Linked DNA regions of Mus musculus: region 2 is linked to region 1. Evidence: chromatin loops called from intact Hi-C (ENCODE). Cell type or tissue: left cerebral cortex. All regions are shown on one strand. Links, peaks and the distances in the headings refer to the core of each region. The heading gives the core; the rest is flanking DNA.

Region 1 (15,070 bases), core at 4,415-12,414:
AGTCCGTGGGGACTGTGAGGGACAGAGACCTGCTCAGAGCCAGCAGGGCAGTCTGAAAGAGGAATGAACAAGAGAAGCGATAATGAAATAAGGAAATGCTAACTTTGCTGGGTTTACATAGCCCAGAAGGCATGTGGAGGGGTCGCTCAACACATGTGGCTTTGTCTTATGGAGGCCAGGATGATTCATGGGACTTTGAGGAACCAGATGAACAGGGTTCCACAGGCCATTCATAGGACTTGGGTGTTCCCAATACTCAGGCTCTGTTCTAGTGTGACCCCAGATGAACTTTCCAGTCATCTGTGGTTCCTCAGAGGCAGGGCACAAATCCTTGGGGAGTAATTGATGCTTCTGCCTGGGTTGACTTTGAAGGCCAAAATGGGGGGGGGGGGAGGTACTGAGAAGGAAGTTGTTGTGGTCTTGGAGATGTTATATTGGTGATAAAGCCCAAAGGACAGAGCCCTGGCTCAACCTGGACCATGTGCACACAGGGGACAATCTAGTGGCCTGTGGCCAGGAATACCAAGGCTGAAGGCCCAAGGGATAGACATAGGCTTCCCTCCTGAGGTCCAGATGGCATGTGCTCACTTAATCACATGATGGTTTACTGAGCACCTACTATGGCCAGACACTGGGCAAGGCACAGGGAGTCATGGGAAAAAGGATAGACTTCTGAGAGTTAGGGAAAAGTAAATGCTGGTATGGACCCATCTGCACTATAATGAGAGTTTTGAATATGAAGATGCTACTGGAGAGATCCTGCATAGATCTGGGTCACGGAGATGGAGGGTTATCAGGAACAGCCTTCTTCAGGAAGAGCTTTGAGTTTGTTCTGTGATAACCAGTCAGCCAGGGGGAAAGACAAGAGCTGATGCCCAGGCAAAGGGGAGATCTGTTAGCGAGAGTGGGAAGTACCTGGATACCAAAGCAAAGACTGAACCTAGAGACAGAAGGAATGGGATGAGGTAGGGACAGGACCAGATGAGCCCAGGAAAGGACTTGGTCCTAAATGCAGGGGATGTTATGGGGAACGGGGGAGATGCTGACATAGGGCACCTGTGTGGTGGATACTGTAAAACTAAGCCACAAGCATCCTGTCTTCTTCCATCCTGTGACACAGACCGACCTGGGGTACAGGATGCTAAGCTGGTTGAAGCCATTCAGGACCGCCTATCCAACACACTGCAGACCTACATCCGCTGCCGCCACCCGCCCCCGGGCAGCCACCAGCTCTACGCCAAGATGATCCAGAAGCTGGCTGACCTGCGAAGCCTCAATGAGGAGCACTCCAAACAGTACCGTTCCCTCTCCTTCCAGCCGGAGAACAGCATGAAGCTCACACCCCTTGTGCTAGAGGTGTTCGGCAATGAGATCTCCTGACCAGGGTGGCCTGCAGTGGTGCCTGGGTAGGGCCGCTCCTCTGGGGCCCTGTGCCCAGGCCCTGGGCTGGTTGCAGCCCAGCAGTGCCTCCTGCCCCTCCTGGAGTTCAGCTCCTCCTCTGCCGTGGCCCGTGTCTGTCTGGCTCATCCTTTCTCCTGCCCAGCCTCACACCTGATCTCCCTTTCCTGTAGACTGCAGGTTGCTCCTGTCCCTTGAGATCTCAGTTAGGAGACACTGCTGTTTATTTGACAAAGAAACTCAAGTGTGGGATGGGGGGAAGAGGGTAGAGGGCAGAGGCTGAAGGCAGAGAGCTCTGCCTAGGGAATGCCTCCGCCATAAGGGGCCACTGCTTGTGTCAAGGGAGGCAGGCAGAAGAGATGAGTCCATTCCTCAGGGACAGGTACCTGTACCTACCCCGATTCCAAACCTACCTGCCTGGTGAGAACTCCTGCCCCTGCCTACAAAGGGTACACAACCTACCCATCATCCCTAGTGTGTCCCGTCTCCTCCTGCCACCTGTCTGTATTATTCTGACCCAGGGGAGTCAGTCACTGTGGGGCCTCCTTCCTCTGCTGGTATACTCATGGACTCATTCACTGCCAAGATGACCAAATACTCTACCACACTAACCAAGGAGCCCTCCCTAGCCCTGCAGTTCCCACCTTTGAGGTTTTGTTATGGTAAGTCCCCAAGTCCAGTACCTCTGGTAAAGTGGACTTCTTCCCCCATCCCTAGAACCAGGGACCTAGAAACCACCATTGGAAAGTCCCCAGGGAATGGAATACAGAGCCCAAGCAATGAGGAGCAGGCAAAGCCAGCCTCCCAGCAGGACAACAAATGGAGGTCCATCTATCTTTGTCACCAAGCTGAGGTGTCTGAAGCCTGGAGCTACTGGGACCCCTCCTCTCCTCTATAGCTATTAGATGTGTCAGGACCAAGTTGACCCCAACTTTCAGAACGTCCCTAGCCCTGTCTTCATCCCTTCCCCTGCCAGTGCCTTACCACCTACCCAGGAAAGCAGGTCCTTGAGCCACCCAGGCCTTACAATTTGATCACCAAGAGTATCCCAGAAGTTATCTCAGCTTCTCCATCACCCCCACTTGGAGCAACAGTGTCACATCTCCACCCCACTTACCAATAAAAGCTACCCTTTCCACCCAGTGGAATGGGATGGCAGAAAACCAACAGTGGCCCAGATGGACCTCCAAGTCTGCTTTTCAGGTGTAAAGCCAGACATGAGCTCTCCCACCTCAGGGAAAAGGTAGAGGGGGCAGGTTAGAACTTGTGGTACAGTGATATTGGTCCAGTTCCTCCTGACTCTTCACTCTACCACCCAAAAGTCAATGTAGACCTACGAAACGGTCAGGTGATGGGCTAGGGACGTATCTTCAAACTCCATTTCTTCCTCTGTAGTAGCCCAGTCCAGGACTTTGGAACCCTGGTCTCATTCACCCCAAATATACTTCTTGCTGATCATGCGTTGTGGGGGTGTGGGGGGACCCATGCAGAGGAGGTTCTCTTCATAAGGGGGACTCACAGAAGGACCTTCCAGTGAATGTTTGACCTAGGGAATGCAGCCACACTGGAAGCACCAATAGAGGGCTAAGGTCAGACGGAGCATGGCCCCACGAGCCCCAGATTCCCTGAAAATCCTGAGATCAATCACATTTAACATCAGAAGAACCCTTAGTGTCCACCTGGCCCTATGTTTCCCAGAATTCAAGCGGAAAACATCTGAGAATGGCTTTCCCATATTGCATTACGGCATGCAGAAGGCTTTATTTTAAAGTCATTCCATCAGAGGTGTTCTCAGAATTAGACCCCACCTGTACTGTGTTCTAACACTGAGGGTGGTGGCACCTGATTCAGAGCAGTGTGTGTGTGTGTGAAAATACTGTATATTAATGATTATTGTTACTGCACACACACACACATACAAAAAAAAAAAAAAAACCCTAGAGAAAGACCTTTGATTTTAGCAGCAGAACACATTGATCTGGCTTACTACTCAACAGGAGGGAAAGTCTGAAAGTTGATAAGCTAGTTCGACTCCTTTATAATGAGAACCTGACATCAGAGGAGAGTGTGATTTACCTGGGCTCATATAATTAGAAGCATCTCCAGGCCTGGAGAAAATTTGAACTTATGGTCCCGGGCTGCTTTGTAGTGAGCCTGTTTCCACTGCTCTGGTAGCTGAGCCAGGCTATGAGGAAACCCTGGATATCAGCATAAACCTATGTCTGGGACTACGATCCCTTTTCCCTGGGTAATAAACTCAGCCACCCATCCTAAGGAGGCAAGCACTTGGCCTCTTTGAGTGAGACTTGGCTTTAGGACTCTCTGCATCAGCCTTGTGTGCATCAGGCACTGGAAAGCCTCTGTCTTCCCAGCCCTTGCCTCTCCAGGAAACTCCACAGGCCTCCAGAGAATACCAGTTTCTCAGCCCAAGGGGTCCATCACTGAGAAGTGCCCAAAGGGAAGTCAGGGAGCTGGGAGGAAAAGACAGCAGGACCAAGTAGGATTCCGAAGCCGAACTGGGAGAGAACAGCATCATCTATTTTTATTCTGAATGTACAAAGGCAGGGCCTTGAAAGAGCTCACACTTCCGAGGCGGAAATGGGTACCAAAATGAGAGATCAGCAAGATTTCCCAAGATAGGAGAATCCTCCTGCTGCCTGCGTGGGAGAAAGTAGGGGAGGAGTCCAAACCAGGCCACCAGAGATGGTTGAGATAAATGACAAATCTGGTGGAAGTCAGACATGGCTCTAAAGAGCTTCCTAAGAGACTTCCCGAGAGAGAGACAAAAGTGTTTGTTTGTTTTGTTTCCAGGAGCTTGTCAAATAAACCAATGAAAAAGCTTTGCCGATGATAATAAAAGATGCTCACACTTTCATAGCGCTTGCTACGTGACAAGTACCGCTGTAAATAAATGCCTCATGAAAACCAACTTGCTTGCTCTTTGTAAGGACCCCGTGAAAGATGCGCTGGTTTTGTCTCCACGTGGCGGAGGGGATTCGTCACCCAAAGCTCACTGGTGGTGAGGGAGGGGTGGGATTTAGACCCGGGTACCTCTCTCTGGAAGTCTTAATTAATTGCAACATTCTACTGCCCCCTACAGAGTTAAGTGGTGTGACAAATGATAGGCCCTCTTGCTACCACCCTAAGTAGGATGTGAAGGCTTCCGTTCAGTGATGGGGAAATGGAGGTGCTGGATCACAGAGTGCTCCCCCACACACACACTAGAAGTATTTGGCCTAATGTGTTAGCCCCAGTTAGGTGTGGCCCTTGCCAAAGAACATCAAGAAAGAAAGCCAAGTGATCACTGGTAACATTAGCTCTTGCGTTAGAAACTGTTGCTCAGCCCAGACTCAGGGTGTTACAGTAACCCCTGTGCACAAATACGGCTCCATGAGGCCCAGTGGAGTGAGATACACACAAGAATTCTCAACCAAGGACTTGGAATTGCAAATGTCACTGCCGAGTCCTACCCAGGTTTTTTGTTTGTTTGTTTGTTTGTTCTTGTTTTTAAGGTTAGTTCAGAAACCTGGGAGTGTGGTTTACTTTAATTTGCAGAAACATCTGAAAAGTTTTCAAGCCACAAACTAAGATGTCCCAGCAGAATGAGATGGGAATAGAGGAACCTGGAGCCAGAGCTAGGGGCCTTTGTCATGAAAAATAAGTTGACTTAGAGACAGAAACCCATAGCTGCCTGAGGCAGGCTTGTCTCTGTCTGTAGGAATGTGAAACTGAGAAACAGCTCAAATCCTCGGTGTTCTCAGAGATGATGCAGGAGAACACACAGTCTAGAAAAACGTCTTAAAATCAGATCAAAGAGATTTTGAGTTTTCACAGGCCAATCTTCTCCTTTGTTCTATACCTGCACTGTTGAACCACATAATTTCTGTTATTTTTTTTTCAAGACAAGGTTTTTCTGTGTAGCCCTGGCTACTGAACTCACTCTCTAGACCAGGCTGGCCTTGAACTCATGAGATCGGCCTGCCGAGCGCTGAAATTAAAGTCATGCAGCAGTATGCCCTGCTGAATTACTTGGGAGGCAGGGGCAGGCAGATTTCTGAGTTCGAGGCCAGCCTGGTCTACAGAGTGAGTTCCAGGACAGCCAGGGCTACACAGAGAAACTCTGTCTCGAAAAACAAAAACAAACAAACAAAAGAAAAATTGAAAATCATCAAAAGCAAAGGAAGGAAGAAGACGCCTAAGCGCCTGCCCTGGCCCTGCGGTGGACACCATTACAATGAGCACATATTTGATAGGGAGCCGGGAAAGACGGAACACACAATAGAGAGAAGGGAGAAAAGGCTAAGCCGAGAGGTGTGGGCACTGTGGAGAGAGGTGGAACTGGAGATGTGGTGGTGGTGAGGAACGGGCAGAAATGAGAAGCTGTGGTAAGGTCCTGCTGCTGTCAAAGGCCATGTCTGGGTCCATGGTGCTACTGCAGCAGCTGGGGTCTCTAATGATGTCCATGGTCCATGCTGCCACTGAGGGCCATGTGGATGTCAGTGGGCTGGGCTGACCATGCCTGAGACCATGGTGATGAATGGAGGCTATACTTATACCAGGAGCCAAGCTGATCTCAGTAGCCTATGCTGCTGCCTGAGGCTATGGTGATATCCTGGCCTGGGATGCTGCAGGCTGTGTCTGGGTCCATGGTCCTGCTGCAGGTGGGGTCTATGTCAATATCTGTAGCCTGAGTTATCACCAAAGGACATGCGAATATCTGAGTTCTGAGATGCCATCGGAGACCATGTGGACATCTGAGGGCCATGCTGCCACAGGGGGCATACTGATCTGAGTGTCCTATGGTGCCACCTGAAGCCATGGTGACATCCAGGCCCATGCTGCCACAAGGGGGCCATGTCTGGGTCTGTGGTCTTATCCAGCCAGGCCCTTGTTACCACCAAAGGTCATACAGATGTCACTGGTCTGGACTACTTCCTGAAGCCATGTTGATGTTCAAGCCCTGTGCTGAACTGGCCCTGCCCTCACCAACAACCATACTTAGGAGAATTGGCCTCGCCCCTCACTGCTGTGACACCTGGGAGAGTGTCCCCACTCCTTGCCTGGACAAAGCGGGAGAGCTAGCCCTGGTGGTGTGGGTGCAGGAGAGCTGGTGGGCTGACCCAACTTAGCTTCCACCCAGGCCCAGATCTGGGTCTCTGAGTTGGCTCACCCCACCATCTACCCCATCTATGAACTGCTGGAGTGTGTGAAGGGTCTAGTCCTGAAGACCCAAAGCTGTAGCATCTCCATGACACAGGGCAACTACAGGATATCCAAGAGGAGTTACAGTGAAGAGCCGGGATTGATAGTGTAGCAGAAGCCAGAGGGCTTGAGCCAGACCTGACTCATTGCAATGAACATTTGAAGTAAATCCGTCTGGGGCAAAAGGGTGTACTGTGTGATACACTGGAACACACTACAACTTCCACAGTGAGATTTTGTTGTTGTTTGCTTGTTTGTTCTGTCTTTGTTTTCTTTTGGGGGTTAGATTGCAAGGGTAGAGGGCAGATATGAAGGGATGGGGAAATGAGTGCGATCAGAATGTATGATGTGCAGTTCACAAAGAATCAGAGCTAAAAAGTTAAAAAAAAAAAACAACAAGAAACTCACAAAAGAAGAAAGAAAGGAAGAGAGAAAGAAAGAGAGAAAGAAAGAAAGAAAGAAAGAAAGAAAGAAAGAAAGAAAGGAAGGAAGGAAGGAAGGAAGGAAGGAAGAAAGAAAGAAAAGAAAAGAAAACCAAAGGACAGCAATGGTTATGTGGAGAGACCCTGTCTCAAAACCACAAAAAATAAACAAACAAAAGGGCGTTTCTACTAGACATTTCAGGAAAAAAAAAAAGAGTCTCATAACTGTGGAAAAAAAAAAACGAAATGAGCATTCAACTCTTTAACTGGATAAACCATGGCTCTCAGAGTTACCAGTGCTCAGTGGCCTCAGAGCTACCATGAGGGATAATGTCCTTTGGGCAGGGATGGTCATCCCAAGCCGTCTTCCCTAGTGCTATATTTTTGGAGACAGAGTCTTACCATACAGCACAGGCTGACCTGGAACTTACTATTGAGCACAGACTAATTTCAAACTCAATCCTCCTGGTAGTGTGAGGGAGGAGATGTTGTGGGCGAGGCTCGCTACTCCAGATAACAGCTCCGAGTCTCCTGTATCTGCACTTGTCATATACTGGGGAGTGTTTTGAATGGGGATCAGGAGAAGCATACCCTAAAATGTACTTTGAGGGCCATAGAGGACTTCTCCATACTGGAGAGAGGTCTCAAGAAGTAGCTTGAGACAGAGGGAGAAGCTGCGCTGGGAAACATCCCATTGGCCTAATGCCTCTCAAGGAGAGCCTGGAGTTGGGCTGGCCTTTGGATGATATCCAGTTGAGGAAGATGGATTTTTTCCACTTTTACATCAAAGAGCCGTTAGATACAGGCTGTCCCCAGAATTAGGGGTGACCTTGACATGTCCTTGACATATACCAAGGGCTGGTAGGAGTGAAAGATATTTCTTTACATTTTATCTACCCTGGAGAGACCTTTTTCAGAGGACTGTTCAAACTTGAGGAGAAGGTAAAATTATCCCAGTAGCTTCCTTGTGGATCTGGGAAGGCAGACATCCCCCTTCACAGGGTCCTTTGAGGCTCTCCCAGAAGAGAAATCTGAGCTGGAGCTCCACCACTAGGGGGAGTTACTACCCTACAGCAACGGCCCCCCAAGGTCCTTTTGCTGAAAGCACCTGATGGTGTTCCCCTCCCCTTACCCCAGAACATTGGACACCTCAAACCAGGGCCTCCTAAGGTCAAGATCTTGTATTTGTGGCCTCTACCACCTACTTGTGCCGAGAGTGAGCTAAGCCTCAGGCTGCCCATAAGGCTGATTGTGTGTTCTTTCCAAAGTTTCTAAGCACAGACTCACAAACAGACCATTTGAGACACTAGCAGTGGAAACCACAGTAACAGTTAAAGGAGGAGACTACTACACCCAGTCCTGAGGTTGTTACATGATGCTTCTGAGCCTTAGTTTCTTCTTCTATAAATGGTAGCAGTAACAGTAGCCACCTTGAAGGGTTACTGTTGCTACAAGTGTGTTAAAATTCATCACAAGGGCTCAGTGGTTAAGAGCACTGATTGCTGTCCTGAATTCAATTCTCAGCAACCACATGGTGACTCACAATCATCAGTGATGGGATCCAATGCCCTCTTCTGGTGTGTCTGAAGACAGCTACAGTGTACTCATATACATAAAATAAATAAATCTTAAAAGAAATTCATCACAGTAGCTGGCACATAGCCATCGACCATAAAGGCCTGCCAGCATCATTGCTGAGCTGCAGGGTGACCAAATAAATATGCCCTAAGATAGATGGCATTGTTCCCATGCTCTGATCACTGATTCTTGGAGGCTTGATTGTCCCCAAATGATGTCTTAGGCCTCTTCTTCAGATCTCTGCCTCTTGCTAGGGGCTTCTGTTCCCTAAATATCAGCAGCTAAAGAAAGTGTCATTCAAACATCTGGCCACCAGAGGGCGTGTGAGCCACTTAATAAGCCAAATTGGACCCAACCAAACCAGACTGTGGGCAGCTGGGAGTGGAATCCAAATTGAGACACAGAGGACTATGGTTACTGCTGTCACCAGCTTCTTCCATCTCAGTCCTTTCTTCTCCAACTTCATCCCCACAAAACAATAAATGACGGAAAAGAACAGACAGCAGCAACCGCTCCCCACCTCCTGACGTCATGGCGCGTGGGTCACACCCACCCCGGAGGTTGACGGTAGTACGCGCTCAGAGAAAGAAGACGCTGCACAAGTTTAAAGAATCCGATCTGATCTGATGGCTTTGGTTGTGCCACGTTTTCCCCGCTCACGTATCCCAGCATGCAGTGTAAATCCCACCTCATCTCTCCAGGGTCCTTGTGTTCCTGCACCAGATGTTAAAAGTGATCAGGCCAATGCTGTATCCAACAGGTTCCAGTTCTCTACTTGTGCGTGTTGGAGCCTGCGGCCCAGCAGTTCTCAGATGCTCAGCCAGAGGACTCTCTCGCCTCACAAAGAGAAGGAACCCTGAGAACTTTTGCTTTTGTAAATTATATCTAGCTGCTAGGTGTGATGGTAGACAGCTGTAGTCCCAGCACGCAGGAGATGGAAGCAGAAGGATCAAGAGTTCAAGGCCAGCCTAAGCTACATTGAGAGTCTGAGGTCAGCCTGAGTTACATGAGACACTGTCTAAAAAAAAAAAGAAAAAAAAAAGAAAAAATGGCAATATTTATGATATTAGAAATCAATACAGGGATTTAAAGTAAATACTATTACCTTTCTAAATATAACAAAATGAATCTATCTGACATTAATTTAAACGATTGTTATTAAAAGGACCATTCTTTGGAGCAACACTAGTTTAATGACAAAGAATACTGTTTTCCAAAGCGCTTTAATGTTGGACATAACAGAAGCCAGTTAAACTCTTTATCAGCTTCTGCACTCAGCCTGGTGTGACATCCCAAGTAGTCATAGAAGCAGCTTGGAGGGAGGGGAGGCACTATATCATTAGGAATAGGAATGAAAAAGTAAATACTGTCTTGGTAGTGTTATTATGAAAGGAACTGAAAACGGTTGCTATTGCAGAGTCTCCAAGACCCACAGGGGCCCCGAGGCTACCCCTTGGGGCCTATGCTGTATGCTTTCTGCACACTGCCCCCCCCCCAAGAAACCCCCTGGTCCTTTACCCTTATAGTTTCCTAAGACAAGTTCCATTTGCTCCTTAAATCTCCATCTCAGACTTCATGGTTTTCCCAGCTCCCCTCCTGACTTTTGCCACCCTGCACCCCTGCCCCACCTCACCTGCCCACTTTGGGTAAACATCACACTTTCACTGTGCCATAGAAGGAAGGGCAGCATGCATTTCGAGTTTGTTTACCAGACTGGGACAAAGTAGGGCTTCCATAGATCCAGCCGAACATGTGGATGGATGAACATGACGCAGTGGACTGCCCACCTCTGTGAGCATTGCAAAGACCTTTTTTTCCCACAGTAAACATCGAGTTTTAAAAGTTTTGGTGTCACAGGTCTGTAATTCCAGTGCTCCAGCGGCAGGGGCAGGAAGATTCCAGGGGCCAGGATAGCTGGAGCTTTGTATCAAGAGACTTTCTCAAAACCAACCAACCAACCAACCAACCAACCAACCAACCAACCAACCAATCAACAAACCCTTTGCTGGGGAAATGAAATGGAAATGTTTATGCAAATGTCAATCCTTTCCTTGAACTTGGGAGAGGTGGAGAGTTAAATCCATGTGGCTTCAAATCCAACATGCCCACTACCTCTTCAGAAAGCCTCTGCTGTATCTCCTGTCTTCTCTATCTGGCCAGATGGGTGTTTGAACCATCCGGTATCCAAATATTCCTATCAAGCTGACAGTTTGTATTAGGCTGCTCAAGTCCCTTGGCGCCTCATTTTGTCCTCCAGTAGTCTCTCTCTCTCTTTCTCTCTCTCTCTCTCTCTCTTAAATTTGTTGATATTTTGTCTGCATGTGTCTATGTGCACCGCACACATGCCAGGTGCTCAGAGGAGTCAAAAGAGGGCATTGTGACTGGAGTTACAAATGACTGTGAGCTACCATGTGGGTCCCAGGAATCAAACATGGTTTCTCTGCAAGAACAAGTGTTCTTCACCTCTAAGCTAGTTCTCCAGCCCCATCTCGTACTTACAATACTCTCCTGGTCTTTACTCTTCCAACTTAGGTAGGTGTTGAAGGAGATAGAGTTGAGGCTAACTCTCCTGCAGGTCAGCCTTTGTGTGCATTAGTTGGGAACTCTTTGGTTCCGTGTAAAAGACAGCACGGCTCATGAGGGAGGGGTGGAGAAGGAGGCTGTTTGGACAGATTAGATCCTCTGCATGCATGTGGGGAGCTTGTCAATGACTCAGGGCCCATCTATTACGCCCCAAGTCTTATATAGACCTAGAGGATACCTGTAGAATTAGACCAGATCTGAACCCAGGGTCAGAATCCAGGCTTATTGGATCCAGGACACTCAAGAAGGGAAAGTCAAGTATTCAATTCCAAGCTGAAAATCTGTGCTGGACTCCAGGGAGAAAGGTCCACCCTCCAGAGTCCTAACCTGCAGAGAAAGGAAGATAAAGGGACACCCCAGGCAGTCCTGGGGTGCAGGGCAGAGTTCTCATGTAGACCCCAGAAGAGACCTCTGCAAAAGACCTTGCTGCTCTCGCCCAAACCCATTTAACTGGAATCCCGGCAGCCATCTGTGAACACCTGTGGCAACTGGCCAGCCCCAAGAACAGGTGCTCTGCCCTGGTCAGCGCCTGGCTACCCACTCTCCCTCTGCCTTCTAGCAAGGCCAGACAGATCAAACAATCATGATAGTGGACCCCAAAGCCTGTCCTGACAAGGTCTGAGAACTGAAGGTAACCGGACCAGGTATGAAAGGCTGGGGCTCTTTGTGTCTGCCCCTACCCAGGTGCCTTCTCCCACCCGGGACCCCAGAGGCTCAAGGGAGTGGATTCTGCATCGCCCCGGGTGATAAAAAGGGGATGGGGTGGGGGGAAATGATAAAAAAAAAAGAGATGGGGGAAGCCAGATCCACTTCCTCGATGATAAGAACCCCACCCTGAGGGACTCCCTGCTTTCTGCTGTGTTTATAGAGGAGGGCTGGAGGGGCTGTAACAGAGACCAAAGAGGGTGGCAGATGGCGTATTAGTGGCTCCTGTTGTGTTGCAAAACTTTTCCTGGGGAGATGCCCCACATACATCTACTCAACCCAGATAAGGAACCCACAACAGACCGAGTCCAAATACCACCCAAATCCAACTTGGTGAACCAATGAGTTTTATTCAAGTTACTTACAGGTAGATGAGTTGAAGGGTTACTTACAGGAGCAGAAATGACTCAAAGATAGCTGCATCACCAAAGTCCACCCTAGCAGAGGTGACAGTTCACAAAGCTGGAAACCTGGAGTACGCGCTCAACCTGCAGGCAACCCAACAAGTTGGAGAATGTCCTTTTCGGGGTGCCTCAATTGGTCTGAACCTTTCCGAAGCAGCTCTACTGGTTATTGCCTCGTCCTGGTAGCCTTTCTTGCCTGAGAGTCCTCTTTGAACACTGGCAGGTGAATCCTGTCAGTTTCAGGGACTTCCTGAAGCTGTTTTGTTGTTGTTTACCTCCCTTCTTAAGGAGCTCCCCTGGAGGATGGAATGTTTTAGTCTTGGAGGAGACTGATATATAACACCTGCACAATCCTCTGTCCTGAAAGATCTCCAGACATTGTTTGTTTGGACGTTTGCTGGTTTACTTAGTAAATGCTCACTACAGCTCTTCCCTAAGGTAGACTAAACACAGTACTGGACCAGGAGGACCACTTAGGCAGATAAGCTCTGTGGTCTTATCAGCTCTTTCTCCACCTGTCTCCCCAGTCTTGGTCAGAAAAGCCAATTAGTGAATGAGGGCATGGGCTTCAAGAGTTGGTCTTCCTGGGCCATTGAGATGGCCATCAAGTCTGATGACCTGAGGCTAGCCCTTAGAGCTTACGTACATGGTAGAAGAAGAGAACAGAATCTCGTAAATTTCCCTGCCGCACTTGCACTGTAAGCATGTGTACCTGCTGCCCCCAACTCTCTTCTGCCCCCACACAAATGAATCCCAGCACTTGAGAGGCAAAGGCAGGTGGATCACTGTGAGTTCCAGGACAACCTGTCTACATATCGAGCTCCGGGCCTACAGTGAGACCCTGTCTCAAAAAGAAAAATATATCAACAATATTTGGTTTTAAAAGATGGCTGAGCATAGTGGTACATGCCTTTAATTCTAGTACTCAGGAGGCAGAGGCAGGCTGCTGACCTCTGTGAGTTCTGAGCTCCTCTACAAAGCAAGTACAGGATAGGCCGAGCTGTTACACAGAGAAACTCTGACTCAAAAAGTAAAATAAAATAAAATAAAATAAAATAAAAAGGAGGGGATGGCCATCTTGGTAACATCTAAGTGACCTTGGGGAAATGGCTTGGGCTGTCTGAGCCTCAGTTTACTCCCCTGTGAATGTCAACACAGAGTTTTTTACAATGACAACATAAGGGAGAGTTGTGGTACGATGCCTGGTAGCTTTGTCTAAGGCAGCAGAAAAAGCACACAGGGGTGGGATGGGACCCAGCCCCACCTATACTCCGGGGATGTTCTCTGTCTCTTCTGTAAAAACTGTCACTGTTCCCTGAAGAAAGGTACCATGATAACTAAAGGCAGAGCGCCGAGAACCGTGCCTAGTCTGTCAGTAACTGCTTGAGAGACGCCAGCCTCGATTGCGATATTCCCCTCATGCTCGCAGATGCTCTCCTCTACCCAGTCATGCCTTCCTTCCAACCTGTTCCCACTAGCTCCTCCCCCAAACCAGGCTTGGCAGAGGCAGGAGCTGAAACTCACAAGCTCTGCCCTCTAAGCCGCTCTTGTAACCCGGCCTGGAAACTGGGCACACCCGGTGCCAGGCCATGCCCAGTCCAGAATCAGAGCAGGGGCAGGCTCTGCAGAGGCTGGGGGATCTGGTAGTGGAGAACTTGTGGAGGGGTATCTGGCCCTGGGCACTGTTATCTGCATGCCATTATCTCCTCCCACAAAGACTTCTCCACCCATAACCCCCAACCGAGATGACAGACCAGCAACTGTCTCCAACCGCTCTGATTCGGGATAAGGCCAGACCCTGTCCCCACTGCCACAGACTCCATGGCCACCCCTCCCTCTGCCACATTTATTGAGAACGGGTTGCCTATCTCTCTGGGAATGAAGCTGGCAAGGAAGGAGACACCCCCCGTATCTAGGAGACCTAGAGCCAGGATGGCAGCGGCCTCTGACAGAGTTTGTCTGCTCTTTCATTCAGGGTTCTCAACACAGACTTTCTGCTCTTGCTTCTGCCATGTCTCCTTTCTCAGGCTGCTCTCCCCCACCCTGAAGCCCCGAAGCTGCACACCTGGCTCCCACATCAGATAACCCAACCACAGCAGCTCCCCTCACCCGACCCCGCTCCCACCCTCTCCTCACGCCTCACCCCCTTCCTCCCCTGGCTGTTCTACCCTCTAGCTTCTGATGCACCTCCATAGCCCTAGAGAGGGTCAGGGAGACTCAGAGCCCTAGCTGGAAACGATGGTGTGAGAGTTGACCCCCGCTCAGCATGTGCATGTGGAACACAAAGACGGAAACATACGCTCTGCGCCAGTTGGAAACAATGATGGGGAAGGGACCCCAGCCCAGGCCTTAAGGTACGAAGAAGAACAGGCCAGATACACTGAGGAGGTGGGGACTCTCAGAAAAGTGCTGCCTCTGGAGCTGGGGCAGAGCTGGGGTGTGGTGGTGGTGGGGAGCTGGGGTTTCTACATCTCCTGCTTCTAAGTAAAGAAATCTACTGCCCCTTTTCCAGGGATTCCTGTATTTCTGAGGTTATCTCAAACTCAAACGCTAGAGATCTTCCCATCCGAGGGTTGAGGCCCAGAGTCTTGGGCAGAGAAATAGGGGAATGTATTGTGGAGCGGTTTCAACCCCTCCACCCCAACCCTGAGTGGAGGCCACATCTGTATGTAGGAAGAGGGGCTTCCACGGACCGTGTTGGTGGCTGCAAGGCATTGTAAGGGGGAGAGCATTGGCACATGAGAATAGGAGACCAGACTACTGGGGGACTGAGACTAG
Region 2 (15,070 bases), core at 4,795-12,794, 320 kb before region 1:
TCATCTTTCTGCTTTTATGGTAGGTTAATAATTTTCTACTGTGTATATTTGTGTTTTGCACACATAGTTGCTTTGTGGAATTTTCTTTTTCTCTACTGGGGATTGAGCCCAGAGCTTTGCCCATGCTCAGCAGATGCCTATCAGTGAGCCCTACCTCCGTTCCTAGACACTCATTTTTCTAGTTCTCCAAAGCTGCTGAGATGTCTGCCCTGTCCTAGGTTTACTTGAGTCACTGAGCATGTTTTTCCAGCTCCATGCACTTTGCCAGATGCTAACATTTATTCTGCCTCTCTTGGCTCACTCTCACAGTGGCATGACAACTCCAGTGTCATCTCCAGTTCTGCTCACTAGGTTATAACTCTACATCAGACATCCCTGCTTGATCCATTCTGGAACTGTAAAAAGATTTATCCTATATTGTGTAAAGCTCTAACGTGACATGTATTCTTAGATGGCTTTCCAAAGACCCTATAGAGCTGCATGTCTGATATTTGCAACTTTGCCAGCTCCTATTTTTGTAGCTTTGGTAGCTATAAAGAGATAACACATTATTGGTTTAGCTTGTGTTATATTATTAACTATTTTAATTGAATTTTCATATTCCTATTAGTTTTTCCTCTTTAGTAAGTTGCCAGATCACATCCTTTGTTCCTTTATGCCAGTGGTCTGACGTCTTGTTCCTATTTATTTGCAGGTATTAATTGTATATTCTAGAACGATATTTTATTCTTGTTCATTTTAGGCAAAGCCAATATTTTTTCTATTCGACTCTGTCATCAACCCATTTTGTACATGATGTCCTTTGAAATTCACAGATTCTAATAGGATAAATGTGTTGGATTTATTGTTTGCAATAGCTACGGAAGATGGAATGATTATTACTGCTATGATCAAAAATATTTGAGTTTGAATTTGTAGCATTTTTAATCTATATAACATTAGCATATTAAAAGGTTAACTAGACCAAGTTAGCCTAGAATTCAGAGATCCTCCTGCCTCTGCCTTCCAAGTGCAGGGATTAAAAGCATGAGCCATCATACCTGACTCAATAACTCTTAAAAGGTGTGTGTGTGTGTGTGTGTATGTGTGTGTGTGTGTGTGTGTGTGTGTGTGTGTATTCCTCTGAGGAACAAGAGTACAGTGTCCCCTGAGACCAGAAGAGGGTGGCAGATACCAGAAGCTGAGTCACAAGAGGTTATGGGCCAACCAAAGTGGGTTCTGGGAACTGAGCTCAGCAGCTCTGGAAGAGCAGGAAGAGCTATTAACTGCTAAGCTGTTTCTCTAGCCACAGTTAACTTTTTATTATTAAGCTCAGAAAAGTTGAAAAATTGTAAAAGCAGAGTCCTCGTGGTACTTTTGAAAGCACTGGTGTATGGGTACCACTCCGTTAAGTTGATTTTCTGCACATCTCTATATCTGAGTTCTTTAGGTGGGCTCCCACCAGCCACGGCATATACTCCTCCAAGGAAAGTCTATTGACTAAGTGTCATCTTTGAACCTTTAATCTCATAGACTTTCCAACTACAAAGATTCTATCATCTGAGTATTGTCATTGGATTTGTTTGTTTGTTTCGCCTGATCTCCTGGGCTAACAGGGACTCATCCACATGGTTACCTTAAAGACTCTCCTCTGAGGAACAAGCAGACCCAGAGCAGCAACTTCTGCTGCCCCCTCCCCCTTCTACAACAGCAGTCCTCAGACTTGCTAATGCAAGGTTAACACTGGTCCCTCAAGTTGTGGTGACCTCCAGCTGTAGAGCTATTTCATTGCTACTTCATTACTGTAATTTTTCTGTTATAAATCATAATGGAAATATCTGGCGTGCAGGGTATCTGATGGACTATGAAAGGGGGTCCCGACCCACAGGTTGAGAACCACTGTGCTAAGGGCTACCATTTCCATTAAATTACCTTTCCCCTTCCTGTTAGAACTTGGCTTCATGCCCATGTTTGTTCTTGAGATCTGTAATGCTGCCTATTTGCCTGTTTTCTTAGCCTCTGGCACATTTTTACAAAGGTACCTCTTCCCTCTCCTTTTATTTACCGAAGTGACTCCTTTTTGAGTCAGGCTCTCTGGGACAGAATGCTGCTTTGCCTTCGTAATGTTAAGTGCCACTTTGCTTTTCTTTCTTTCTCCCTTTTCTTTGGGTATTGTTTTATGACCCTCACTGCCTGGTTTTGTCATCCTCTCCAGGACCCTCTTCTTCTCAAAGTTGCCAAACTCGAGGCTAAAGTTCTGTAGATTACAGTGAGCTGCTTCTGTTCCAAGAGAACAAGAGAATACAGTCTGTGTCCTGGAGTGGGCGAGCCCTTCTCCCCTGCCAGAACTTAGCTCTGTTTCTTTGGAACAAGGGACTGCTGGCCCCTTTTGACTGCCATGTTTCAGGCAGGAGGTCAGGTCGGCTGTTTGTTTCTCGTTTGCTTGTGATACTTTGTCTCTATGTGTAAAATGCAAGAATTGTATTGTTTTGCACAACATACTTTGTACATCTGTGCAGACACCTATGTAGCTCATTTAGGGAAGGTTTGCTGGTGCTTTGGCCAAGAGCACTCTACTTCCTTTTCCCAGAGTGGGATGCTATGCCAGCTGCTGCTTTTCTTCCAATGTTCTCCCTACTCTGAGTCTTTACAGTACTTCATTTCTATTGTACCTTCTCCTGCCTGCATGCACAGCAACTTTCCCCATATGCCAAGGACCAACCTGGAGAAGGGGTGTCTGGGAGCAGCAAAAAGAAATGACTCAAAGTCAAATTGTAACTGGTAAGACCCATTGGACATCTAACTTACATATAAATAGCTGCACAAACATCAACAAAGTTTCTTTCAGAAAAAAAACTAAAGACTCTTAGAGGTGACAATGTTTCAGTTCCATCCTCACCTCTGTTTCTCTTAAATTCTTTTTCAAGATTTATTTATATATTTAATGTATTCACCACTGCGGTTTCAGACACACCAAAAGAGGGCGTCAGACCCTGTTACAGATGGTTATAAGCCACCATGTGGTTGCTGGGAATTGAACTCAGGACCTCTGGAAGAGCAGTCGGTGCTCTTAACCACTGAGCCATCTCTCCAGCCCTCACCTCTGCTTCTCAATTGCTCCTTTTCCTTTTATTATTCAGCTGAACACTTTTTTGGGGCTATTATCAAGATGCCTTTATAATAAAGTAAATTTTGCTTGGTGTGATGGGCACATACTTAATCCCAGCACTCTGGAGGCAAAGACAGGTGGATCGCTGTGAGTTCGAGGTCAGACTGCTCTACGGAGTGAGATCTTTCCTCAGAAAAACGATGATAATAATGTAAATTCCATTGATACAGGAAACTGTTTTCTCTCACACATCTAAACATCTTTCAAATAGAATGTCCTATATAACCAATGGTAGTTTATAATTCCTGCCAGCTCCCAGAAGTCAGGACACAAGGACACTCCTCGAGCTTGACCTTAGCTATCATTCAAAGTGACTGATATGACTGGAAGCCCTCAGTTCATCAACCCTTGGAGAAATACTAGTGCTGTTCAAACACCTACCTTAAACTGTCTCTGGCAAGATCAAAGGAAGTACAGCATCAGAGATTAGGAGTTGGGCCGTGGAGGGAACTCCCGCAGGCAACATTTTCTTTCCTAAGAAACTGCTTTGCTAAAACTCAGTATGGCATCTAATAGAAATGCATAGAAAAAATACAGACAGGGACAAAAGTGATTCAGAAGTGCCAGGCTCAAGGCTAAGTAATTGTAATTCTGGAGTGACTTTTAGTTATAGTTGTGTACGTGGTAGTGATAGTTTAAAGTCCCTTTTGAAATTTAGAAATAAATGATATTTAAATAAGAACGAACCTTTAAGACCCAAGTGATAAGAACCCAATGATCATTCGTGGCAGTATTCTTTCCTTTCCTTGGGGATCCTAAAATGAGGTGCCACTCACCCTACAGTACCATAAAGTCCCCGTAGACACCTCAGACCCTATAGCACGAATACACAGTCGCAGCTCTCAAGGTACCCATAAGCCTGGAAACAGATGGACAGTGTGCTCAGGATTGAACACACGCAGGCAAGGAGGAGAAAAAGGCAATAAGGGGGGCTGGGAGGGTGCTGGAGAGATGGCTCAGTGGTTAAGAACACTGACTGCACTTCCAGAGGTCCTGAGTTCAATTCCCAGCAACCACATGGTGGCTCACAAGCATCTGTAATGAGATCTGATGTCCTCTTCTGGTGTTTCTGAAGACAGCAACAGTGTGCTCACATACATAAAACAAATAAATCTAAAGGTTATTGTCATACCCCACCACCACCCACCACCCACCCCGTTGCCGCCGTAGACACTTAGAGGAAGGATGAGGTCACATTTCTTCATGTCTAAAGTGGAATACTAAAGTCAGGAGCTTTACAGAGTAGCGGGTAGCGGAGGCATCTCCGGGGAATGAAGAGCAGGACACTTTGGCCACAGAGTTCACTATTCCTTTTTGTTGTTGTTGTTGGGTTTTTTTTGTTTTTGTTTTGTTGTTGTTGTTTTTCGAGACAGGATTTCTCTGTGTAGCCCTGGCTGTCCTAGAACTCACTCTGTAGACCAGGCTGGGCTCAAACTCATAAATCTGCCTGCCTCTGCCTCCCGAGTACCAGGCATGCACCACCACTGCCCGCTTCACTACTCCTTTCGACTTTACCCATTAAAAATTTTGATGAAAACGGTGAACCTTGCTCTTAGAAATAAAAGCACACATTCATAATAATAATAAAAAAAGAATTGTCTAGTATCTCTGGGGATTTTTTTCACTTTCGGGCAGCATGAGGGGCAAACGACCAGGGGAGACGGGTAATGCCAGTAACTAGGACAGAAGGCTCACTTCTGGAGATGAGGTTTGTACCTGACTTTTCTGGAAAGGAATGGAGGCTCATCCAGGACTGAAGGAGCAGAATTCACTTGGGAACCCTCTCCAGCATTGATTGGAATGATCTGAGCTTCTGATGAGGTAAGACGGTCCTTAAAGAGTAGCTAGGAAAAGAAATATAGGGGGTGGGGGTGGGGGAGGGTATGCCCGGCTCTTGGCAGGGAGCTTGACTCCTACACACACACACACACACACACACACACACACACACACACACACACACACGCCATATTTTATATTTAATATAGGGAGCAATGGGAAGATGTTGCAGATCATTAAGGAGAGTAACTATTCAGAACTCTGGTTTAGGAAGATTAATTTTCGGAGTAGGTAACCGCGGGAGGAGCGAAGTTAGTTTATGGCAGTTGCCTTTTTAAAATATATTCTTCAGATCCATTCTACTTATTCAGCTCGCCACCCACCACATGGCAGGAAGCCAAGCCTTTAGTAGGCATTTGCCAGTCCTGAAGAGAAAAAAAGACATAAATTCACTTTGAGGTTCCTCTTGTAATGTCTCTATTCCTCAAAAGGTGGCGCTCTTACAGCACTATTTACAGAGCCGGATTCTTTCTCTAAACACATTGCTTCCAAGCAGAAAAGCTGTTTTTCAGGGGGAACTCACCTTCTGAGGACAATGTAGAGGCGGGGAGGGGGTGATGATAGCTAGTATGAAAGATTGATGGACAGCCCTTTTATGTCTCAGTATTCCGACCACAGTAGGCGCCCTGAATACAGTTCTATATTAAGCATTTTAATAAGGGGAGAAGTTTATGAAAAGCTGCCTCTCGAAGCAAGACATTTTACGTCTTGCGAGATATATAGACATATATTTGAGGAGTGGCGTAGCTTAGTTCTAGGAAGGCTTCCACTCATAGACGTCAAGCAGAAAGCATAATCTGCAACGCCATTGTGAGTCCATAAATCTGCGTGCTGTGTGGAAGGGCCAGTTTATGTCACAGGGAAGGGGGTCGTTCTCCAAGAGCAGAGTTTAGCTGTACCAGGTTAAAGCTGTAGCTTATTGCTATGAAACTGTCTGTGCTTTGTCTTTGAGTCTGGGAGCAGATCTCTAAGAGAGGCACGTTAGGTGGGTTAGAGACGGCGGTTCCAGAAACAGTTGTGGTTGGGTTGGCCCCAAACTGAAAAGTTTAACTTGAAGCCATGGAGTTTGATATTAAGTTATTTTCTCTCCATTAAAATGTGCCTTCCAGAAAGGAGGGAGGGAGGATCTCAAAGTTACCCACTTCACAAGACCCACCCCTGAAAGGTGAGGTAAACAGTAGCACTTACCTTACAGGTGTATGAGAGAGAGCTGCCTGCCAGTGGGCGGGGAGTCCCACCGATGCTGCTCTTGGGAGCAGCCACCCATGCTGGGGTGGGCTGTTTGTGATGCCTTGGAGTTACTCATGCTTCTCTAATACTCCCTTCAATCCCAATCCCCCTATTAAGCAAACCTATAAACTCACTAGTTCTTCGTCCTAGACTTGGGTGAGATGGTTCCTCGGTTTGCCTTTGGTGTCCTATCTGGGGTGAACAGCGACATGCTTGTGCATTCCCCGGTGAACTAAGACATTGCTTACTTAGACTCTCGGGCATCTTTGTCAACCCTCTACTGTTAAAGACTTGGAAGCAATGGGGAGAAGGGCTGTAGCACCTGATAGATGCTAATGTAATTAAAATTCATCAAGGAAGTGGTGAATAATTCCATCGAGATGGCCGTTCCAATTCCAGCCAGGAAATACTCAGGAGGCTCCAGGAGGCACGGATGCTGCAAGAGCCAGGCTCAATTGGTCTTTTCTTCATTGGTGCTTTTTGAGTTGAAACATCTCGTTACACTTTACTCAATGACTAGTCCCATTTTACAAAAGCCTGATCCTTACTCTTAAAGACTAAGCAAAAACAATGGCCCTTTATCTCTAGAGAGAATATATATTTGCAGGCTTTTGTAATTTCCAATGTGTGTTGCTTCCTGAAATATTCAGCAGTGAGCCCTGCCATGAACCCTGGGTGAGGAACTCCAGCTGAAACTCCCTTACCAGCAGGCTGGAGAAGAGACCTCAGAAGCCAGGGGCAGAGAAGGAAGAAACAGGGGTGAAGGAGTAACCTGTGCAAAAATCTGTTCCGGGTGCAGATAAGAAGGGGATGGGCAGAACAATTGCTCTCTGTGGGAAGGCTGCTCTCTGGACTTGCCAGGTTGCAGGGAGTAACTTAAGGGCTGAGAACCCCTGGAAGACAGTGTGCAGAGCGATAGACCTGGAATCCATGGCTAAAGGCCTCAACCAGAACTTTCTATGGAGTCTAAATGGGCGTTGCCTCAAATGACAGAGAATCTGACCGATAGGGAACAAAAAAGAGAGCTCACCTATGGAAGAAACTGACGGGGATGCCAACAAGCACTGGAAACTTCCTCTCCAATAGCAGATCCAAACAGCCATCTGCTCCATGCACCCAGTGCTGAGAAAGGTCTAGAACCAAAGCCTGAACTGTAATCTTTTTCACTGCCCAAATGTGGTTGATTTCTTTTTCAGGATACTCTCAGGCTCTTTGAGGAGCCAAATTAAAAAAAAAAAAAAAAATAGAGATGGTTTCTATCCAAGGCTTCTTTAAATCAAACCGTCTCAGCGTTAGGTCCTGGCTTTGCCACATTCCAGTCTGTGACCTTGAAGCCTTAAATCTGTTTCTGAGCTGTTATGTAAAAAGTAACAACGCGCTCTCTACCTCATAAAACTGCTGGGAGATAAAAGCGGTGGAGCTCAGTAACTGATCACCGCCTTGGTAATGGATGCTGAACGTTGAAACTGTAGCAGAAGCCTAAGTCCCCATCCTCAGCTGGATGCTCTAGCTGCTCCCCTGGGGGCCCAGCATTCATTACCCAAGGACTGCACACCTCACAGCTTTCTCAGGCATATTATGTATGAATACAGGGTTAGTCCACAGCCTTTATGGCTTGTCTCTACTTCTTAAAATGAAAAGGTCCATGCTATCTTAAGACGCTAACCATGCCCTTTTCCTTAATTCTGTCCTCAAGGGTAAGGGTTCTTTATGTAGGAAAAGATTACATTAAAGGAGTTTACTCAAGAGGCAAAAGCAGATGGATCTCTGTGTGTCAGAGGCCAGTCTGTTCTACATAGTAAGCTCCAGGCTATCCAGACTATGTGGTGAGACCCCGTCTAAAGAAGAACAAGAGGGAAAAAGGAGGGATGGCACAAAGTTGACCTGCAAAATAAAAGCTGGAGAAACGTCTTGATTATAAACATGTGCCACTCTCCCGGGGGACTTGAGTGTCCTCAACACCATGTCCATCAGCTCCCACCTGCCTGAATCCCAGTTTGTCACCCAAGGACTGTATACCTCAAGGCTTCCTCTGGTGTCGTCCCAAACAGTTCTCTCCTGGCTTTTCTGTGGGCACCGTTTGTGCACGTGCGTACACAGAGGCACAAATGCACAGGTACATCAGTAATAAGCATTTAAAACCCGGGGTGGGGAGTTGTCTCTAGACCTTCCCTGGGTTCTGCTTCGCTGGAGGAGTCATCCCCACTCTACCTGGCCAGGAGAACCACCGAGAAGCTAACATTTGCACAAGATGTCCTAGGAGTCATAGTTTTATTCCTAGCATATGCATTGTGAAGAGCAAGTCTTAGGCAGTCAACTCAGTGTTGGAATTAAAAACTCAAACCTGCATCAAACCCTTCAGTGTCCTTTAGCCTTCTCTGTAACAGAAGTAATTTACATCTCTCTCTCTCACTCACACACACACACACACACACACACACACACACACACACACACACACACATCATAGTCGGCTCTCAACCTTTGTTCTGGGGCAGCCTCAGGAAATCTCCATCTCCCGAGGGAGCAGCCTCGAGATGATGTCAGTGTTGACTCCCCGGGGAGTACCTTGCCCACATCTTCCACTAGAGGCCTGAGGCAGTGCCTGTGGTTTCCTTAGTGATGTGTCACTCCACTCCAGAAACCCCGGGCAACCCCTCCAGAACAGTGACTCCCACTCCATCCCTAGAACAGGTGGCATGCCTGCTGTACCAGGGCTCTCACTCAGAAGTCACCCCCATGGCTTGCTTCACTGAAATCTCTTGCAGGTGTGGAGTGCTGGCTACCAAAACCCTTGTTAGCCGGGCCGGGTATTTCCAGGCAGATCTCTGCATTTTCCAGGTCCACATTGGATCAAGGTCCAGGGCAGAAGGGAAAGCAGACAGAGCTGGCAAGCTTGTCCCAACCAGGACAAAGTCAGTTAACTCTTTGGGACTGGAGGCAAGAAGAGAGGAGGGAAGGCATTGGTCCCCTACATTTTCTCCTAAGCCCTGATCCACACAGCAGACCCAGAAGCCCCAGCCTTAAACCCACTTAGTACCAGTCAGCAAGAGGGGAGATGGTGCCTTTTTATTAAGGTTGACATCAAGCAAAGCACTAAGAAAGGATACACAGAGGAGGGAAGGGGCACACACAGTCACCACTTCGGAAGGTAGGAGCACATCAGTTAAGGACACTCAGGACAGCCACATGCTCCGTGCCCTGGGTTGAGGAGTGGGGCATAAAAGGGAAAAGAGCAGAAAGCGCCATGATAGCCTGGGGCTTGCAGACGGGTCTGAAGCCCCCTGAACCTAATACTAGAGCCACAAGCCCTGCCCCTGAGGGCTCACACACTACTACACAAGTGGACACACATAACACAAGACATTATGGAGGCAACACCAGAAAGCAGAGGGTACCGACATATTGACAGGAAAAAAAAAATAATAAAAGGAACTGAAGTTAAGCAGGTATAGCCAGAAAAGACAGCTTGGGGCTGCAGCGCCCCCTCCCCCAAGAGTTCCTCAGATGTCCCCTTAAATCTGGACAGTTGCTGAGCAGTCCTAAGTCTCTGCCTGCGACCTGAGCACTTTGTTCTCTAGGCCCAGGTGAGTGGCCAAGCAATCCCAGGTGAAGTCAGCGACGGGGCAGGCTCGGCTCTGCATGCTCAGTGCCAGAGCTTGAGCTCTTGTGTCTTCATGCACATCAGAGCCAGCTCCTCCCAGCCTAGGGGCCCTGGGAACCCGAGTACCCTGACTCCTAGGGCCGCAGTTCCCTCCTCAAGCTTCCTTTACCCATCAGCAGTTGCAGAGCGATCTGTAAGGGGGAGAGGTTTCCGCAGAGCACTGAATATCTTGGGTTTGGGGAAAAGGGTAAATTTCCTGTTGCCAGAACAGAATACCCCAACTCCTTAATTTCTAGGTAAATAGAGATTATTTGCCAAAGTCCTAGATGACTCCTTTTTCAGAATAGAAAAAGCAGAATTTTATTTACATAATTCAATGGTCCTCCTGTTTCCTAGGAAGAGGGGAAGGGGGCAAGGTAAAGGGATAGATGAGAGTCCAGAGATGGGCACGTCCTTTCTGGGAACCTCACCTTTCTGCAGTTTGCTATGATGCCTGCTTGGGTGGAATTCGCGATGCTTCCAAAGTCCTTGACTCTACAAATCCTTCTGTGAGGGAGTCTCTCTCCCTGACCTATAAGGACCACGTTTGAAGTGAAGAACACTGCACCGCACTGTTCAGTCCCCTCGGGTTAAGCACTTGGAAACCCAAAGCCAGCGCGGGTAGTTGGTTCCCTGGTGGGGTCTCCCTCACAGAGAGGCCTCGCCCTCCAGCTGCAGCAGGGTAATGTCAGGAAGGTCGGGGGGCTCCACAAGTGGCCCATCCTCCCCAAGGAGACCGGGGCTCTCAGAGAGCTCGCAGTGACTGGTGGGTGTGGCGGGGTTAGGTGTCTCTTTCTCCTCTTCGTCCTCGTCTTCATCAGGATCACGACCCAGCAAGCCGCTGTCCTCGATCCCAGGCGAAGGTGTCTCTGGTTCATGGGGAACACTTGGGAAGCTCCCCTTGCCGCCGGCCACGCCCAAGCCTCCCTGGCGGGGCGCAGTGGTCATAATCTGGCACATGGAGACTATAGCCCGCTGGTTGGCGCACACGTCGTCCGACAGAACCTGGATGTGCGAGGCCTGCTCGTCCAGTGCCCCTCGCATGGCCCTCACGTCCTCAAACAGGGCCTGCAGCTGGGCCTTCAGGTGCTCCATCAGTTCCTTCATACCGCCGTTATACTCCCCAGAGATCACGTCCCCCACGGCGGGCACCGTGGACACCTCCAGAGGCGCTGGCATGTCGCCGCCGTCCTTGGTCATGATCTCCAGCAGACTGTCCTCCATTGAGTGGCAGAAGCGGGCGGTGGCAGCTCTGGGTCGTGTCCAGCGGGCCTCCAGGGTGGGGGAAGGGTGTGGAGGGGGAGAGGTCCCGGGAGGGACGGGGTGGAGCCCAGGGACACCTAGGCTCCCTAGAGGGGCGGGGAGCCTACGTGAAGAGAGCGGCCCCAGGCAGAGGACACGGGCGGGATCAAGGAGGGCTGAGAAGAGTCTATGGATCGAAGACCTGTCTAGGGTCCCGGGACCAGGATCTTCGGGCTTACCCAGGGGGCAAAAGTGGCTTGCCCGCTCGCCTCCAGTGTGGTACCTATGTCCCCGCCGCCCTCCCGGCAATCACCGACAAAGAGTGCTCACAGGTCACAGAGGCGCTCGCAGAGGGCTCGGGGTCGAGACGGGGACCCGCAGCGCGTCAGTCTCGGGACTCCCCCCAGCCATCCACCAGCAGTGCCCGCGAGTGCGGCTGGAGAGGCAGGGGCGGGTCTCCCGGCGGCGCCGCGGATGCTCCCCCGTTTCCAAGGCGACGCACGGCACGTAAATGACGTGTGTCTCCATGGCAACGAGGAAGTGAGGAAGAAAGAGAACAGGGTTCCGAAGCTGCAGTGAAGCTCTGTTGTATGGGCTGACGGGCGGGGCAGGGATGCTGCAGTAGCCTCAGAGAAGCTGCAAAGAGCATGTGGCTGCAATGTTTAATAGGACAGCATGAGAAAGCAGTTTGCTGCACGACCCCCACCCCCAAGCCGGAGAGAGACCGTCTGCCTGGGGGGGGGGGGGGGGCTTTTCACCCGCTCTCCGCATTCCTTCCTTGGAGGACCATGGGAGAGCCAGGTCCATCCTCCAGCGGCCCACAGGACTGGGTAGCGATTGTTAATAATCCCAGGCGAGCTGGCAGCACCAGGCTTGGAGGTGCAGAGGAAGGCGGAGGGAGGCGCGACCGATCTGCTTCTCCCTTCTGCAGCAAAAAAAAAAAAAAAAAAAAAAAAAAAAAAAAAAAAAAAACAAAAAACAATTTTCCCTCCCTCCAGAAAGCTCAGGGTGAGATACAGTCTCTTATGGGACCCAGCTGTTTCTACCCAGGTTGGGGGGGTATGAAAATTATGAAGCTAAGTACTTAAATTCCGAGAATGAAAACTCCATAACAACAGATTCCCCTCCCCTGCACCCTCCATCACGGAATCCCCAGCGCTTTAAATAGCGTCCGAGACGCAGAGAGCAGATGATGTATTTGTGGAATAGCTACTTAAATAAGAGCCACCAAGTACCATTCTCCTCCCCAGGATTCTCCAGCCCACACATAGTGGACTTCAGAAGACCTGAATACAATTTCCTTTCAGCCCTTAATGACTGAGAGACCTCAGCTGACATCGTTTTCTTGACGGACCGAATAATAGTGTTTCTAAATCTGAGTTAACACTGGACCGAAGTGCAATTGAGTGAATTATTAGGGCCAGCGCCCCTAGTTCCCATCTTTAGATGCCCACTAACCACCCCTGTCCTTTGTGAAAACTCCTTCCCCTACTTAGAGGGTAGAGCAGGAGAAGAGGAGGAGGAAGAAAATTTGGTTATAATATATTTAGAGACGACATAGGCTGGGAAGGTAGTCATCTTGTAGGCTATAACACGCTGACATCGCTTTGATAAAAGGAAGCCAAGTGGTCAAAACCCTGAGTTTACAAGACTCTGGGAAGGAGAAGTAAATGAACAGTGCTGTCTAACTGTATAAAAAATTAAGTGTGGGTGAGTGTCATTGGTCACCTGTAGTTCAGTAACTGCAAGTGTGTTTTTTAATTTCCCTGGTTGTATGTCTTGGCGATGAAGAGTGTCCAGCCAGGTTTTTGAGGCACCAAAGAACAGATTCATCTATGCCTGTCTTACTGCTACTGTTAAAATAAAAGCAAATTAAACTATCTTAAAGTGCCCAGGGTCGGAATGTTTACATAAATAACTTAAGACATATATTGGACAGATGTGAGAAATTTGATTTCCCCAAAACAAAGATGAACACACACACACACCATGCAGTATTGCTTTCTAAAAACTAATGATTAATCTTGTTTCCTTGCTCCTTCAACAAATTTGTTGTTGCTCTTGCCTCTGCCATTCTTGCCATACATGGTCAATAAACTTTAGATGATCCCTAAGCTGGCTCATGAAAGAGCAGAACACTTTTTCTTGGTATCCCTCGGCACAGAGAGTTATACTTTGACTCTCACAGGCTCACCATAACACACATGCACTCGTGTGCAAATGTCTGCTGTTTGTTTTGTTTTCAAACTACAGGAGAACTAGAAACAGAGGCAAGATGCAGCTGAGCTTACCCAGTATGACATCTAATCACGATGTAGCAAAGGTTCTCAGAGCTTTGCAGGACCAGTCCTGCTGTCGTCCCTCCCATGGGAACCTTACTATAGTAAGAAAAGACTGGCATGTTCTGCAGTCTTTCTGCCATGGGCCATTCCTCCCCATCTCTTCTGTGGCACCTCGCATGAAGAATTCTATCTTGATGGTTCTCTTCCAGAGTGCTCCCTGCCTTCTACCCTTGAAGACCGATCCTGTTCTCAGTGAAATGCTTCCCACGTTTGCTGCCAAGATAGGCTTACGTCAGACCTAGCCCTGCTCAGTAGGAGCTGGGTTATGCCATCACACAAGGCCCTTGGCCACTATTGTTGCAGGTACTGTGTGTCAGGGCTTTCAGCATCAGAATATCATGTCGCTCAGAGGCTCTGACCATGCAGCACCCAGAGAGCACAAGGGGTCTGGGCCAAGAGGGAGGGGAATTTCCTGGAGAAGCACTGAAGATCATGGGAAGCAGGTGCAGAGGCCCAGGAGCGTGGCTGATCCAGTCCAATTCCAGGTCAGACATTTGAGAGGGTAGGTGGGAACTTGGGGAGTGGGGTGGGAACTTGGGGGTGGGGCTTGAAAATATAGGGAGGAAACATTGGTTATGTTTGATTAAGAAAAACAGATTTCATAAATTCTGCATGAAAATCAGAGATGGAGGAATACATAGTCTTTGTATTTTAAGGGTGGTGTATACAGGGAAGGAAGCCTTCATTAGCTGGTTGGGTTATAAGCTTGGGTCAATGGGATGCCAGACTCTGTGGATGAGTACCCCAGCCACACTACTAAACTATTCAGAAGAACTTGTCATAGTGTGGCTTTAGTTTCTGGGTGTCACTGTAGCTGTGATGTCCTTTTATCTCACTCTGATTAGCTTGTAGGGAGAAGAGACCTCACACTGTAAAGGTAGCCTCCATGATGTGTGCCCAGTCCTAAGTATCACATTCTTATGAAAACTGCGATTCTGAGTAGACCTTGCTGTTTTCCTGGTCTTCATTATCTGTCTCTGTCTTATACGGCTGGTACAATAAATCTGATAAAGATGCTTCCAGGCTCGGGTGTAGAAGAATACACTAAATCAACTGAAAGTCTAGCTGCTACGTGTTAGTCTAAAATCCCCAAACAGTCATTCCCAAATATAACTTACGAAGCTGTGTTCCTTTCTCAGTATAAGACTGTACCCATTGGTCTTTTTGTCAGCTTGACACAAATTAAGGACACCTGGAAAGACAGAACCTCAGTTAAGGTACGGTTGCCCCCAGACTGGCCTATGGACATGTCTCTGAGACATTTTCTTGGTTGCTAATTGATGCCTAGCCCGTTGTCATAGTTAGGGTTTTACTGCTGTGAATAGACACCATGACCAAGGCAACAGGACAACATTTAATTGGGGTTGGCTTACAGGTTCAGAGGTTCAGTCCATTATCAAGGCAGGAGCATGGCAACATCCAGGCAGGCATGAATCAGAAGGAGTTGAGAGTTCTACATCTTCATCTGAAGACTGCTTGCAGAATACTGACTTCCAGGCAGCTAGGGTGGGGGTCTTAAGCCCACACGCACAGTGACACACCTGCTCCAACAAGGCCATACCTCCTAATAGTGCTGCTCCCTGGGCCAAGCACATACAAACCATCACACCGACGGTGGGTGGTGTT

The links. Hi-C counts contacts between places; a loop is a spot of excess contacts. Peaks named below come from ENCODE experiments on the same cell type or tissue, not always from the same donor. Only the 100,000 strongest peaks of a DNase experiment are listed, where the experiment ranks them.
Region 2: it touches region 1 in a loop (2.2-fold over the local background); 7 of 42 quality-filtered maps call a loop at or near these places.

Annotation. Positions count from the first base shown.
Region 1 is chr15:97,843,682-97,858,751 of GRCm38, reverse strand. It overlaps Gm33690 (a long non-coding RNA gene), which reads right to left and starts at 11,277. Exons shown (of 2, transcript XR_384427.4): 1 at 11,100-11,277. Vdr (vitamin D (1,25-dihydroxyvitamin D3) receptor) reads left to right here. Exons shown (of 10, transcript NM_009504.4): 10 at 1,121-4,325. The coding sequence ends at 1,380. It also overlaps a transcript of Hdac7 not described here. In left cerebral cortex, for the core only: CTCF peaks have their summits at 4,507, 8,083 (motif pointing right), 8,898 (motif pointing right) and 9,443; DNase peaks (open chromatin) are centred at 7,542, 8,166, 8,931 and 9,372; H3K4me3 peaks cover 420 bases; H3K27ac peaks cover 519 bases.
Region 2 is chr15:98,164,330-98,179,399 of GRCm38, reverse strand. Ccdc184 (coiled-coil domain containing 184) reads right to left here and starts at 11,594. Exons shown (of 1, transcript NM_177716.3): 1 at 9,266-11,594. The coding sequence starts at 11,084. The coding sequence ends at 10,509. It also overlaps a transcript of Asb8 not described here. In left cerebral cortex, for the core only: CTCF peaks have their summits at 5,413 and 8,813; DNase peaks (open chromatin) are centred at 10,849, 10,989, 11,625, 12,283 and 6 more places; H3K4me3 peaks cover 4,152 bases; H3K27ac peaks cover 3,916 bases.